Linked DNA regions of Homo sapiens: region 2 is linked to region 1. A link is a loop called in an ENCODE intact Hi-C map of the cell type or tissue named here. Cell type or tissue: Panc1. All regions are shown on one strand. Each heading gives the region's core, and the rest is flanking DNA. Links, peaks and the distances in the headings are about the cores only.

What was found. A loop is a pair of places that touch in the nucleus more often than their neighbours do. Peaks named below come from ENCODE experiments on the same cell type or tissue, not always from the same donor. Only the 100,000 strongest peaks of a DNase experiment are listed, where the experiment ranks them.
Region 2: a loop joins it to region 1, with 5 times the contacts of the local background. A loop is called at or near these places in 2 of 110 quality-filtered maps.

Annotation. Positions count from the first base shown.
Region 1 is chr10:13,060,534-13,067,986 of GRCh38, forward strand. It overlaps a transcript of CCDC3 not described here. Among named protein-coding and RNA genes, the nearest start is that of OPTN, 36 kb to the right of the region's middle. RefSeq lists enhancers at 5,679-6,193, 6,194-6,707. In Panc1, for the core only: no CTCF peak of the experiment used is centred there; no DNase peak of the experiment used is centred there; H3K27me3 peaks cover 345 bases.
Region 2 is chr10:12,550,840-12,558,292 of GRCh38, forward strand. It overlaps CAMK1D (calcium/calmodulin dependent protein kinase ID), which reads left to right. Exons shown (of 11, transcript NM_153498.4): 2 at 2,386-2,517. Among named protein-coding and RNA genes, the nearest start is that of MIR4480, 24 kb to the right of the region's middle. RefSeq lists an enhancer at 2,114-2,614 and a silencer at 2,853-3,050. In Panc1, for the core only: no CTCF peak of the experiment used is centred there; no DNase peak of the experiment used is centred there.

The DNA.
Region 1 (7,453 bases), core at 1,455-6,454:
TCACTCTGTTGCCCAAGCTGGAGTGCACTGATGCAATCATGCTTCACTGCAGCCTCAAACTCCTGGGCTCAAGCAATCCTCCTGCCTCAGCCTCCCAAGTAGCTGGGACCACAGATGCACATCACCAAACCAGGCTAATTTTTAAATTTTTTGTAGAGACAGGGGTCTTGCTATGTTGCCCAGGCTGGTTTCTAACTCTTGGCCTCAAGCAGTCCTCCCTCTTCGGCCTCCCAAAGTGCTAGGATTACAGGTGTGAGCCACCACACCTAGGGTTCAAATTTTGTTTCTAAAGGCTGAAAAAAAGGGGTTACTGGATTTGACAATAAAAATATCATTTGTGAGTTTTATAATAGCAATCTCAACGGAGGTGTTGATATAAAAATCAGATTTTAATGGAGTGAAAAATTCAAGGAAGAGAGGGCTCTAAGAGGTTTGGTAATAAAGGCATGGCCCAAGATTAGATTGGGAATTAGCAGGATTAAATCCTTGTTCCATAATTTTCCAGCTGTCCAACCACACTTGGATTCAGTTTCTAAATCTGTAAAACAGTTTTAATAATCCCTGTCTCAGAGAGGTTTCTGAGGATGAAATGAGAGGACAGTTGTGATTGTGTTATAAAACCCAAGCAAGTAGGAATGAGTATAAATTATGGATTTTCCAGCCATTCTAAAATCTTCCTGAGGATACAAAGCAGAATCGCAGAGAGCTGGAACACACAGTTCCACCTCCTCACAGAACTGCTGTTACTGCAGTGGGCTTCCGGTGATGATCTACCTAACAGTGTGGGAAGCAGTTCTGTAAAACACTGGTTCATCTGCTGAAAACATATCAGAGATGTTGTTTATTACATGACGCAGCCTCATCTCAAAGGTGATGGCTGGGAGCATCCCCTCTGGTCTTGTGTGGACGAAAACAGTCAAACTCTGTAGAATATCTGAAGATATTTATTCTGAGCCAAATATGAATGACCATGGCCCGTGACACAGCCTTCAGGAGGTGCTGAGAACATATGCCCAGGATGGTCAGGGTGCAGCTCGGTTTTATACATTCTAGGGAGGCATGAGACATCAATCAAATACATTTGAGAAATACACTGGTTTGGTGGAGAAAGGTGGGACAATTCAAAAGGAATGGGGATGGGGGCTTTCAGGCTACAGATAAACTTAAACATTTTCTGGCTGCCAATTGGTTGAGTTTGTCTAAAGACCTGGGATCAATAGAAAGGAAATATTCAGGTTCAGATAAAAGATTGTGGAGACTGAGGTTCTTTTGAAGTCTCATAGTGGCTGCCCTTAGAGACAACAGATGACAACTGTTTCCTATTCAGACCTTTAGAAGGTGCTGGACTCTCAGTTAATCTCCTCAGGATTGGGAGGGCCTGGAAGAAAAAGATCTAGCTATGTTAACAGAGATTCTTTAGAGATGTAAATTTCCCCCCCACCACCCAGAAAGGACAGTTTTACAGGGCCATTTCAAAATACGCAAAGAACCATGTTTTGGGGTAAAATATTTTGATTTTCTTCTTTGCCACATAATGTTATGCCAGATTCAGAAAGGAAAGTAAGTAGCAATATGTAGGGTTAAATAAAACCCATCTGACGAGAATTTATGGCTTGTAGGGCATGACTCCCCAGACCCCTTAGATAAGAATTGGTGCAAGATAAGAAAAAAATCAGAGCTTAGTCCTCAGTCTGAATATAAGGAATAATTGTGCTTCTCCTGAACAATTGGCCTGCTTTTATCTTGTGACTGACTAACCGAGTTTCCCTTTTGCAATGGTTGCTAGAAAGCTTAGAGTCAACCATGTGGTCCACCCATTGTATGTACATAAGATGCCATGGGATGCTTTTTTTGTACTGGATTCTTCTCCAGTCCTCCTTAATGTTCCTACTTCTACTATTCTCATATTTTAAACCTGTGCCACACTATTTTATATATGCATTCTTACAAACAGTCTTAAATGTTTTCTGTTATAAGGGATGATATTGAAACCCCCTTTGGAAAATTATGACAGACAGTGAAAGCTTATCTAAAGAGATAAGCAAGACTCTGTCTTGTTCTAACCTCCAAGCTATCCTTGTTCGTTCCTGGGGGTAGGCTGAACTAACTTTGGGAGAAACTTAGTTTATGGTTTAAGTAAAGATGGTAACAGCCCTTTCCCAAGCAGACCTCCTTTTTGCTTGGGGACTAGATTGCCTTCGTAGGACTAACATTAGCCACAAGATTAGAAATTACGGTTTAGGAGTCATGCAGCTGGAGGCTACAAGATTCTGACCCTCCCTAAACTGCTCCTAAGATCAGTGCATGAGATATTTTGCATGCCCTGCACTTGATGGATCATCTGACACTACCCAGATCAATAAACTTGCTCATCTGCTCTTATGGCCCCCACCCAGTAACTGACTCAGTGCAAGAAGACAGCTGACTCACGGCCATTTCATCTCTGACCAATCAGCACCCTTGGCTCACTGGCTTACCGATTTCATCTCTGACCAATCAGCACTCCTGGCTCACTGGCTTACCAATTTCATCTCTGACCAATCAGCACTCCTGGCTCACTGGCTTACCCCCACCCACCAAGTTATTTTTAAAAACTTTGCTCCCCGAATGTTCGGGGAGACTGATTTGAGTAATAACAAAACCCTGGTCTCCCACACAGCCGGCTCTGTGTGAATTACTCTTTCTCTATTGCAGTTCCCCTGTCTTGATTTATCAGCTCTGTCTAGGCAGTGGGCAAGTTGAACCCCTTGGGTGGTTACAATATAAATAATTGTTCTAGGCATGGTGTCCTGCTAATTTTCCATCCTCTATTTGATTTTTATGTATGTATCAATACATCTCCAGTCTTCCTATACACTCCATGAAACTGAAACTGTCATGCCCTTGGGTACCTTCCTTAACATCAGAGCTCATGACAACAGCTAACACAACCTTCTCTAGGGGCAGATAGGAATGCTTTATGTGTGTAGATGTTTATGGATTCATTGAATCACAACAATCTTTTTATGTCTACTTCACAGATAAGAAAACTAAGGCACATCAAGGTTCAGTACCTTCAAAGCCACGTAAATAGTAAGGAATGGATCTAAGATTAAAAACCCAGTCGCCTAGCGCCAGAGTCTGTTCCACCAGATGTACCACCTCTCTACAAACTCATGGAAACTCTGGGATACAAATGCTTCAGTATTTTGGCTTGCATGCTTTGTAAGATATTAACAAGAAGGGCTGGGAAGCCTTCCTTGTTAATATAATATCTTGCAAGTTCTGGGATGAGGTAGAATTGTATGTTCTAGCTCTCTGCGATCCTGCTTTTTATCCCGAGGAAGATTTTAGAATGGCTGGAAAACTCATAACTTACACTCATTCTTAGTGTGAGTCGTTTTTTTTTGTTGTTGTTGATGTTGTTGTTTTTTGAGACATTGTCTCGCTCTGTCGTCACGCTGGAGTGCAATGGTGCCATCTCGGCTCACTGCAACCTCCGCCTCCCTGATTCAAGTGATTCTCCTGCCTCAGCCTCCCAAGTAGCTGGGACTACAGGTGCACACCACCATGCCCAGATAATTTTTGTATTTTTAGTAGACAGGGTTTCACCATGTTGGCCAGGTTGGTCTCGATCTCCTGACCTCGTGATCCACCTGCCTCAGCCTCCGAAAGTGCAGGGATTACAGGCGTGAGCCACTGTGCCCGGCCAGCATGGGTTTTAAAAGTCAATCACAACTGTCCTCTCAGTTCATCCTCAAACACCTCTCTGAGTCAGGGGCTATTAAACCTGTTTTACAGATTAAGACATGAAATGTAACAGTAGCTGGACAGCTAGAAATTGGTCTTCACGAAATAAATTACATAAAATTTCTTTCATGTGTGAACCCTGAAAATCTGAGCCAGGTCTCAGTTAATTTAGAAAGTTTGTTTTGCCAAGCTTGAGGACATGTGCCTGTGACACAGCCTCAGGAGATCCTCACGACATGTGCCCAAGGTGGTCAGGGCACAGCTTACTTTTATACATTCTAGGGAGCCATGAGATAGCAATCAATACATGTAAGATGTACACTGGTCCTGGCTAACATGATGAAACCCCATCTCTACTAAAAAAATATAAAAAATTAGCCGGGTATGGTGGTGGGTGCCTGTAGTCCTAGCTACTGGGGAGGCTGAGGCAGGAGAATGGCGTGAACCTGGAAGGCGGAGCTTGCAGTGAGCCAAGATCAGGGGCCACTGCACTCCAGCCTGGGCGACAGAATGAGACTCTGTCTAATAAATAAATAAATAAAAGACATACACTGGTTCTGTCCTGAAAGGCAGGACAACTGAAGTAAGGAGAAGGCTTCTAGGTCACAGGTAGATGAGAGACAAATGGTTACATCCTTTTGAGTTTCTGATCAGCTTTTCCCAAGGGAGGCAATCAGATATGCATTTATCTCGGTGAGCAGAGGGATGACTTTGAATAGAGTGGGAGGCAGGTTGTCCCTAAGCAATTCTCAGCTTGACTTTCCTCTTTAGCTTAGTGATTTTGCAGCCCCAAGATTTCCGAGATTTATTTATTTTTCACACATGTAATAGGATTGGCAAAATATAGCTAAAAATAGTATGTCTAAGTAGAAGTCTTAATGAATACAGATCTCTTTGTTAAATAAGAAGTAATTTTTAATTAGATTAACCTGCCTCTCTTGGTTTCAAACAGTCCTAATCTTCCTAGAGTGCTAATTGTTTATATCCTACAAGGATCTTATGTTTAGTGTTTTTAACTTTTTGGAAGTAGCTGGATGAAATAGATATGGACCTAGGAGAAAAGCAATACCATATAAACACGTCACATCAAAACATCCTACTATTGATCAACTTATTAGCATAAAAATGGTCCAATGGGCATCAGAATATTGAAAAAACAAGGAGATGATGTTGCTGATTCAGGAACTTCTCACTTCTTATTCTTTATTTCTCCTTGGAAGGTAGTTAATGAGATTATAGTTTTAATCCTGGGCATGCTTGGCCACTCTATCTTTAGTATAGGCTTATGGATATTAAGAACGTTCTTGCTTAATAATTACGATATGAAGCTAATGCTGTTTCCTTCTCTTCGATATCCTGCTCATTCCTCAACAGTCAGGGCCCAGGCAATGTCCTACCCCCTCCACAGAATAGCTCCTCCATTCCTGCCCACTTGAACCCACGTTGACACAACTTCCTTCTAAATCCCTGCAACATTCTCTTTGGCATGTATGGACACATTCAATACTTACCAGTTGATGCTGTCAATCATACATCAATGTCATATATATATATCAGTCATTAGATATAAGTTCCATCCAGACAGGAACCGAGTCTCTTTACATTACCAAGTCCACATCACCATGTACAATGATAGGGCACTATAAATGTTTGTTGAATTAATAAGTTCAGGAAAGAATGAGTGAACGAATGAGTGGGAAGTGAGTTGGAAGACCTCTGCAACTGACCAACTCTGCCCTTGCTTAGGGTAATGTTTCTCTAAAAGAGGTCTTTGAATCTTCTGCATCAGAATCATCTGAAATGATTGAGATGCAAAATCCTGGGCTCCATCCCCAGTTCCTTTCATTAGAATATCTGGAGTTGAGCCTAGGAATTTGCAGCTTAACAAGCACCCTAGGTGATTTTTTTTTTTTAGACAGGGTCTCATTCCCATCACCCAAACTGGAGTACAATGGTACGATCTTGGCCCACTGCACCCTTGCCCTCCCGGGCTCAGGTGATTCTCCCACCTCAGCCTCTGAGTAGCTGGGACCACAGGTATGCACCACCACGCTCAGCTAATCAGGTGATTCTTTAGCCCACAAATTTGAGAGCCACTGGTTTACCAGGGTATGTTTTAGCAGATATTTTTTGACTGCTTCATTGGAATAATCTGAATTACACACCACACCTCTCCACAGATTTTATAATTAAGCTCAAACTTGTAACAGTTTGTAATATTCTTTTGTAAGAAATCAATTTTCCTGGAAGAAAGAGATGTTTAGTTTTGGGCACCAGTGTTGTGAGATCACTGGAATTAAGGCAAACAGCAAAACCCATAGTATTTGTATACCATGATGAGACAGCCAAATGCCTAGGCAGATAAAACAGTGTCCCCAGAGAACCTCCGACCCACCCCACAAGTGTTGACATCAGATGCTTTTGTGCAGATGAGGGAACCTGCCCAGGGCCTCGTCTGAGCCTGCCCACACGTGCACTGGGGGAACGGGGTGGAGCCACAGGCAGCGGGAGGAGCCTGGCTCTTCAGTTCTTGTGTGGTGACCTGGGATTCAATCTGTGAGGTGGGGGACTTGTTAGCAGGAAGCCACCTCACTTTGCTGAGTTTTTTTGTTTTTTTCCCTTTTCGCCCAATAAAACCCTCCTCTGCCCACCCTTCAATGTGTCTACATATAATTCTCCTGGTCTTCTGACAAGCTAGAGCCCAGTTTTAGCTGAACTAAGGAGCAAAATTCTGCAACATTTTGGCTCCTAGGTGTGGGGCTTGAGGAGGGGTGGGTAAGATGTGAACCAAAAAATCTTTTTCCCCTTTCGCTTCCAAGCCTTTTTGTCCTTGGGCTTCTTCTGAGGGTAGAGGAAACTGCACACCCCCTCACCCCAATGGCTGCAGGCACCTGCGAGATAGACTGGCGAATGGTGGGTTCCCCGCTCCCCTCCCAGCCAGGGTTGGGGTGCATGGCCCATGGCCCAAGGGTGCCCAATGGTGGACAGCAATTAAGTTTCTCTCCCTGTCGGAGGAACCCATTTGTATAAGAGTAAGAGGTATTTTCCCCAGGCATCTTTCCAACCCTGCATTTTAAACTATTTTTTCCTTTTCTCTACCCTGTCAGCATTTAACTTTTAAGTGAGAGGTTTTTTTTTTCCTTTTTGAAGACATTTTACTAGGCCAGGAATAAGGATCACTGTTTATATTCTCTGTAAAGTTTTAATTATGAAAAAGGATTTGTGAGGTTGGTCTTAAGCTGTAGCCAGTCTTGTGGGCTTTGCATGACTTTCTGTATGGTGAGTAGCAAACCTTGCTGCGGGCCTCCATCTTGTTTTAGGGAGCATGACCTGTAACCACGTGGCAACGTTTTGTCTTAGCCTCCACCATTTTACAATGGCGGCCGGGTTCAATCCTGGCTTAGGGAATAAGTCCTTTCTGGTTTGATATCTGCATGATCTGTTGCTGATTCTCTTCCCCTCCACGAACCACCTTTTATCTTCCTTTCTCTGAGCACCTGGGACATCACCTTTAGCAAAGTTTGAAAGCCAGAAATATTGGCCACTTGGCACGGCTAGTTGGGTAATAAGGCAGTTAAAAGGTTTTTCTCAAAGAGCACTCAGCTTAATTAAAAGTGGATATCCAAGTTATAAGTATATTTAAAAGGTCTTTACGTTTTTTGTTTGTTTGTTTGTTTTCTTGGATCTCTTTGCTGGAAAAGGGCTTTTTCTCAGTAGACTGAAT
Region 2 (7,453 bases), core at 1,538-6,537, 510 kb before region 1:
AGCTTCTCTCGTGAGCATCCATGTGCCAGTGGGAACGCTGTCCTGAAGTTAATTGCACTGAGTGGAAGTGAATTCCTCTCACTGGAAAGGATTTTTAAAACATGCATTTAGCGTCCCTTGGATTGTGACAGAGTGTGCATTGCTGTCAGGTGGGCAAGGAGAGGAGGAGGAAGGGTGTTCCCCCTGTTCAGGAATCTCTTTGACAGTGACTAAAGTAGGGGTCCCCAACCCCTGGGCCATGGGCCAATACCGGTAGGGTATGTGGCCTGTTAGGAACTTTGCCACACAGCAAGAGGTGAACAGCGGGCAAGCAAGCAAAGCTTCATCTGTACTTACAGCCACTCCCCATTGTTCACGTTACCGCCTGAGCTCTGCCTCCTGTCAGATCAAGGACTGCATTAGATTCTCATAGGAGCGTGAGCCCTATTGTGAACTGTGCACGCGAGGGATCTAGGTTGCACACTCTTTATGAGAATCTAATGCCTGATGATCTGTCACTGTGTCCCATCACCCCCAGATGGGACCGACTAGTTGCAGGAAAACAAGCTCAGGGCTTCCACTGATTTCTACGTTATGGCAAGTTGTAGAATTATTTCATTATACATTACTGTGTAATAATAATAGAAATAAAGTGGCTGGGCGTGGTGGTTCACACCTATAATCCCAGCACTTTGGGAGGTCGAGGCGAGTGAATCACTTGAGGTCAGGACTTCGAGACCAGCCTGGGAAACATGGTGAAAATACAAAAATTAGCCAGATGTGTTGGTGGACACCTGTAATCCCAGCTCCTCAGGAAGCTGAGTCAGGAGAATCGCTTGAACCTGAGAGGCAGAGGTTGCAGTGAGCCGAGATCACACCAGTGCACTCCAGCCTGGGCAACAGAGCCAGACTCCGTCTCAAAAAAATGAAATAAAGTGCACAAGAAATGTAATGCACTTGAGTCATCCCAAAACCACCCTCCTCTCCCGGGTCCATGGAAAAACTGTTGTCCATGAAGCTGGTCCCTGATGCCAAAAAGGTTGGGGACCATTGGACTGAAGAAGGTAGGGCCTGAAGACCTGGTATTGCCATAACACTGGGGCTTCCAGTGGTTTCTCTGGACACGGGAACGTTGGTTTCTTGAAGCAGGAGTTGAAAGTCTTGGCACAGAGAACGACTCAGTGGGCTGTGGTACTTCCCTGTGCACAGAGCCCAAGTTGCTGGGATCTGGAGGATCCGGAGATGATGGAGGAGGCTGTTCCATGCCAGGGTTATTAGTGGAGTTCTGCACGCAGGCCTTGCCTACCGTCAGCAAAGGAGGTGGCCCTGGGGTGCTGGCTCTGGGGCTCCCAGATCATAAGGGGCCCCTCCAGAGAAGTGGGCTCTCCAGCCCCAGATGTTCTGGTTTTAGTTTGTTGCTCTGCCGTTGCAGAGTGAAATGTGTATTTTCAGGCAGGACAGTCTTCCCCACTCCATAGCCCTTGCTTGTTAGTTTCTTTGGTTTAAAAAGGATACAAGCTGCTCGGTGAGCACTTGCACCCCATGACCAATTAATTACCCTGTGTCTGTACCACCTGCAATACCGCTCACACCCAGTCCTATCCTTACCCAGCTGGGAAGAGTCCAGTGTTTGCAGAGCGCTCTGAAATTTCCTCTAGATGAAAAAGCCTGTGAGGACCTGGGGATTTTAGTGTGACTTTCTAGTCTGTTTGGAGGTGGGAGAGCTGACACCGGCAGAAGGATCCAGTCCTTTTCTGTAGGAGGAACCTCTTGTGGGAGCGTTCTTGTTGGCTCCAAAGTGACGCCACTGTGTTGTGTGGCAAGTGGTACCGGGAGGTGGCCTAACTGTGTTGACCTCCACATCCGCATGTCCCTTTGCAGGAAGGCCTGCTTGCCCCTGTGTATTTCCTTTTTGAAAAACTTTTATTATCATTATTTTTTGAGACAGAGTCTTGCTCTGTCGCCCAGGCTGGAGTGCAGCGACACGATCTCGGCTCACTGCAACCTCTGCCTTCCAAGCTCAAGCGATTCTCCTGCCTCAGCCTCCCAAGTAGCTGGAATTACAGGTGCGTGCCACCACCTCTGGCTAATTTTTTGTATTTTTAGTAGAGACGGGGTTTCATCATGTTGGCCAGGCTGGTCTTAAACTCCTGACCTCAGGTGGTCTGCCCGCCTTGGCCTCCCAAAGTGTCGGGATTACAGGCATGAGCCACTGCGCCGGGCTGCCCCTGTGTATTTCTTTGCACAAAGATGTTTAGCAAGGAGCCACGGTGGATAAAAGTAACAGTAATGCTTACAACTGTGCCGTCGTTATTGTTTACTCAAACTTCGGTGGTAGGGTGAATGGAGCCATTGTGAAACTGGACTTCTGCATCTAAGTGTTCTTTTTTCCTTCTTTGTTCACAGCGGGGCCTTTTCCGAAGTGGTTTTAGCTGAAGAGAAGGCAACTGGCAAGCTCTTTGCTGTGAAGTGTATCCCTAAGAAGGCGCTGAAGGGCAAGGAAAGCAGCATAGAGAATGAGATAGCCGTCCTGAGAAAGTAAGTGCTGGAGGGCAACCCTCCTCCCTTCCCTACCTCCTGGCCCGTGTGTCCTGCAGGAGTCCTGCCCCGGAGGCAGACTTTCCCCGGGGGCAGAGGGGCCCCCAGAGGACCCAGGCTGTGCAAACGATAACCAACTTTCAAAGCACTTTTCCCATAGACCTCTCGTGTCTTAGAACATTCACGGCCATGGTTGGGAGTAGTTCTCAATTACAAAGAGCACAGCTGTCAGGCAGACTTGCTTGTGAACCGAGACCCTGCCACTCACCATATCCGAGTGACCGTGGGCCGGCTACAGAGCCCTGAGTCTTCTCTGTAAAATGGAGTTACCGGCGTCTCCCTGGCAGGGTGTTGTAAAGATTTGGTGAGATGCTGCTTACTAAGTTTTTGTGAAGTGCTCACTGCAGCACTCGCCACATAGGAAGTGCTCAGTAAAGGTCTGTGCTGTCGCCACCGCTGTGAGTACTGTTGCTGTTATTACTGCTTTATTTATAATAAGGTGATGAAGCTCACAAAATAGAGTCACGTGTCCAAAGCCTTGCAGCTCCTATGTGGCAGAGCCTGGAATACCAACCCGGCCAGTGTTACTTCCACACGTTCCGATGGTTTCTCCCATTCTCTGCCACAGACATGGCGCCTGGCACCCAGCAGGCTGCGTGGAGTTCACTGTTTCAGTGCTTACCTCCTCATTGAGTTTTATTTTTGCTCACTGTGTGTAATAGAAATAAAATAGATTTTTCTTTCTTTTTTTTATTTCCTTTCTTTCCCTCCCCACTCCCCTCCCCTTTGCTCCCCTCCCCTCTCCTCTCCTTTCCTTTCCTGACAGAATCTCGCTCTGTTGCCCAGGCTGGAGTACAATGGCGCAATCTCAGCTCACTGCAACTTCCACCTCCTGGCTTCAAGCGATTCTCCCGCCTCAGCCTCCCGAAGCTGGGATTACAGGCATCTGCCATCATGCCCAGCTAATTTTTGTATTTTTGTAGAGATGAGGTTTCTCCATGTTGGCCAGGCTGGTCTTGAACTCCTGACCTCAGGTGATCCGCCCGCCTTGGCCTCCCAAAGTGCTGAGTTTACAGGCATGAGCCACTGCGCCTGGCCAAGATTTTCATTTATTTCTATTACACATGGGGAGCAAAAATATAAGAAAGTCCTCTCTTGTATAATGGCACACATAGAACCATTCATTTTTTCTTTTTTTCTCCAGGCAGGATCTTGCTCTGTTGCCCAGTCTGGAGTGCAGTGGCAGTCTTGTCTCACCGCAGCCTCAACTCTTGAGCTCAAGTGATCTTCCCACCTCTGGCTCCTGAGTAGCTAGGACTGTAGGCACACGCTATTATGCCTGGCTAATTAAAAAAAAATTTTTTTTTTAAGAGATGGAGGGCTCACTGTGTTGCCCAGGCTGGTCTTGAACTCCTGGCCTCAAGCAGTCCTCCTACCGCAGCCTCCCAGATTGCTGGGATTATAGGCATGAGCCATGGCGCCTGGCTCCCAGAACCATTCTGATGTGTCTGGATCCATCCCAGCGATGTTCTTTCATAAGTGTGGTGTCCACACCGTTCCCCACACTGTCATGATTAAGCCATTGCCCCGTCATCTCCAAAGGTTTGGGGGAACAAGCCCTTGTATGGTACCTGATTTTGCATGTTTGGAGTGTGTCTGAGCAGTGTGCTATGGAAATTTTTAAGAGTTGCTATTAATAAAAGATGTTGGAAATATCCTTGAAATTTTTGGGGTTTGGAATCAGCACATAGCAAGAATCTCTGTACAGATAAGCAAAGCAGAATGAGAACAAGCCTTCTAGGGCCTCAACACAAAATGTCACGCTCCTCACATTCTTTCTGAATAAACCGTCTCGCCCACTCCTCTCTTACTGGGACCAGCAGTGTCCACCCAACGATGTTCAGCCATCATTTGCACAAACCCAGCACTGCTGAGAGGGCCAGGACAGTCTGTCCTCTTCTGACCTTTGTGTAACTCACAGAAGAAGCTACAGCATGCGGGATAAGTGTTTGAGAACAAACAGGTCTCTTTAACTTTGTAGCTTAAGGGTTTTGCTTATTTGTTTGGTAGTTTGGTCGTTTCTAGGTTCTCTGGATTGTCTATTAGGAACCCAGTGAGTTTCAGGTTGTCCTGAGGAGGATTGCAGGAAATGATTGTATGGAAGAGAATCTGGGAAAACAAATTAAGTATATTAGCATCTAGCAGGAAAACACGATGTTAATGAGACATTTATTTAAATTGCTCATTTTCCAATGTGAAATCAGTACTTGGAGAAGAAGTTATTTGCTGGTGACATTAAGTTGCAGACACATTACAGATATTTGACATTGTAGATTGAATTCTGGGTGGGCCCAGAGCCTTCCAAAGGTTTTACGTTGGGCACAGGGGCTGTCTGTTGATGGATCGAGGGTGATGACTGTATTTTGGTGTGATTCCCTTAGGGCTGAGAAGTACAAAAGGGGAGGAAGTCAGTTTCATTTTTTAGCATTATTTTTCATTTGCATGAGCAGAGGCCATGGATGCAGGCTTTATAAACCAGTCCTGTTGATGCCGTGGATGGTCTGCTTTAATTGTCTTCACCCTGCGCCTCACTCAAATAATCACTTCCAGGGAGAGGGCATTTAAAAACCAAGGAGGGCCAGAGGGCTGGAATAACTTGTTTTGATAGTTGTTCAGTATCCGCTGCTGGAGTACCTGGAAGCGTGACCCCTCTTTCAGGAGTCAAGAACAAAGAAGTGATTTCTCCAGGGATGCGAAGGTGATCTATAGTAACTCCCGCACTGACTTTTTTTTTTGGTCCTCTGCAAATGATTTACATATGGAGTAAGAGGCAGTTCCACATCATGAGCAGCTGAAAGCAAAGTCAATGAGCTAGAAAGAAAATAGTTTGAAACCACTCAGAATGTTGTCATGGAGACATTCATTCATTTAACAAATATTTATTAAATTCTCACTGTGCAGCAGGCCGCACTGCTGGGCACTGAGTTTAGATAAGGTGCTCTCCTTGCCCTCTGGGAGCTCACAGTTTTGTCACTAAGTACGTGCAGTGGCATTGCAGATGCTGTGTAGTAGCATGGCCAGGGCCTCAAGGGTAGGGGGTGCTGTCTTCTTCCTTTGGGGTGGGATGGGAGGAGAGGATTCATGGAGGAGGAGGGCCTGGACAATGAGCATAGTTTGCAGGGTCAGAAACGCAGAGGGACATTCCATCCAGAAGTGGCAGCCCAAACAGAGGTCAGGAGATAGGAGACAGAAAGGCTGGTGTGCTGGGGAACTCTCCAGGGCAAAGGGTTCAGGGGGAGGCCTGGAGACACCTAAGGTTGGAGAGGTGGGATTGTGGAGGGCCTTGTGTACCCACTTTGAACTTCATCCTCTAGACACGGGGGAGCCATCGGAGGGTTTTGATGAAAGGAGCAACATGATCAAGATTAATTTTTGAAGATTGTTGCGGCAGAACTGAGAAGAATGGACTGGGGGGCCAGGACTCTATGTATGTAGGGAGAATAGTGAGGAGGCTGTTGGAAGAATCTGGTGGAGAAATGAAGAAGCAGCACATTAACACAGAAGCTCTGGAGTTGGGATGGAAGAAACAGTTATGAGTGTGTGAACACAGTGGAATCTGTAGGACTTAGAGATTCGGAAGGAATGGGGAGAGCAGGGAGGGAGACGGAGGATTCCAGGAGGGCTGCCGAGTTTCTGACATGGATGCCTGGGTGGATGATGACCCCATTCACTGAGAACAGAAATACCAGAGCGGGAGGGCAGGTCAAGAGTCTGGACATGCTGAACTTGGGGGTTGGGAGGATGCCCTGGTAGAGAGGTCCAGTTGACTGTCCAGTTCTGGAACTCAGATTGTGATCTGGACTTGCTGATTGGTAAAGTTTTTCAGACACAGCATGTAAGAAAAAAGTCCTGGCCGGGTGCCACGGCTCACGCCTGTAATCCCAGCACTTTGGGAGGCTGAGGCAGGTGGATCACGAGGTCAGGAGATCGAGACAATCCTGGCTAATACGGTGAAACCCCGTCTCTACTAAAAATACACAAAAAAATTGGCCGGGTATGGTGGTGGGCGCCTGTAGTCCCAGCTACTCGGGAGACTGAGGCAGGAGAATGGTGTGAACCCGGGAGGCAGAGCTTGAAGTGAGCCCAGATCGCGCCACTGCACTCCAGCCTGGGCGACAGAGCGAGACTCCATCTCAAAAAAAAAAAAAAAAAAAGAAAAAAGAAAAAAGTCTTTTGATGATTTTCATGACTAAGTCATTGTAGACAGGATCCCAAATAGACTGCCTTAAATTCCAACGTCTTTGTTGATTTCCACACTATTTTTGCTTATTTCCTGACTGTTTGTTGATTTCCACGCTATTTGTGTTTGTTTCCTGGCCATTGGTTTATTTCCACGCTATTTTCCATGGAAGTAGGCCCATTTGAATCCCAGCTGCTGGACCACCAGGGGACTGCTAAGCCGGCCCATTGGAAAGACTGCCTGCCCCCCTTTATGCTGAGTTTATTGTAGGCTGAGAAATTTATTTATTTCACTGGACTGAAGTGATGTAGCTAACATGTCCTTAAGGATGTCTTTGTACTTGCTCTGGAAATTGTTTCAAAATGAATTTTCTACTTGATCAGTAGATATTAAATGAAGCTCAGAGGGAAACATTCTGATAAACATGGAGGTAGGCTGTTGCTCTGCAGCTGTGAGGACCGGCAGCCTTGCTCTGGCATCAGCGGCTGGATCTAGAAAATTCAGCATAAGCTACTCTAGATAGAACAGTTAGTTGTGATCCCACAACAGAGTATTTTATGCGGTATGGAATAAACATCATCGGTGTTATTCTCTTTGGGTTGGATTACAGAGTTTATGATTTCTGTGGCATTATTTATTTCGAGGGCAGGCACTGCTGACATCTAATTTCAAAACTTGACCGGCACGGTGGCTCAC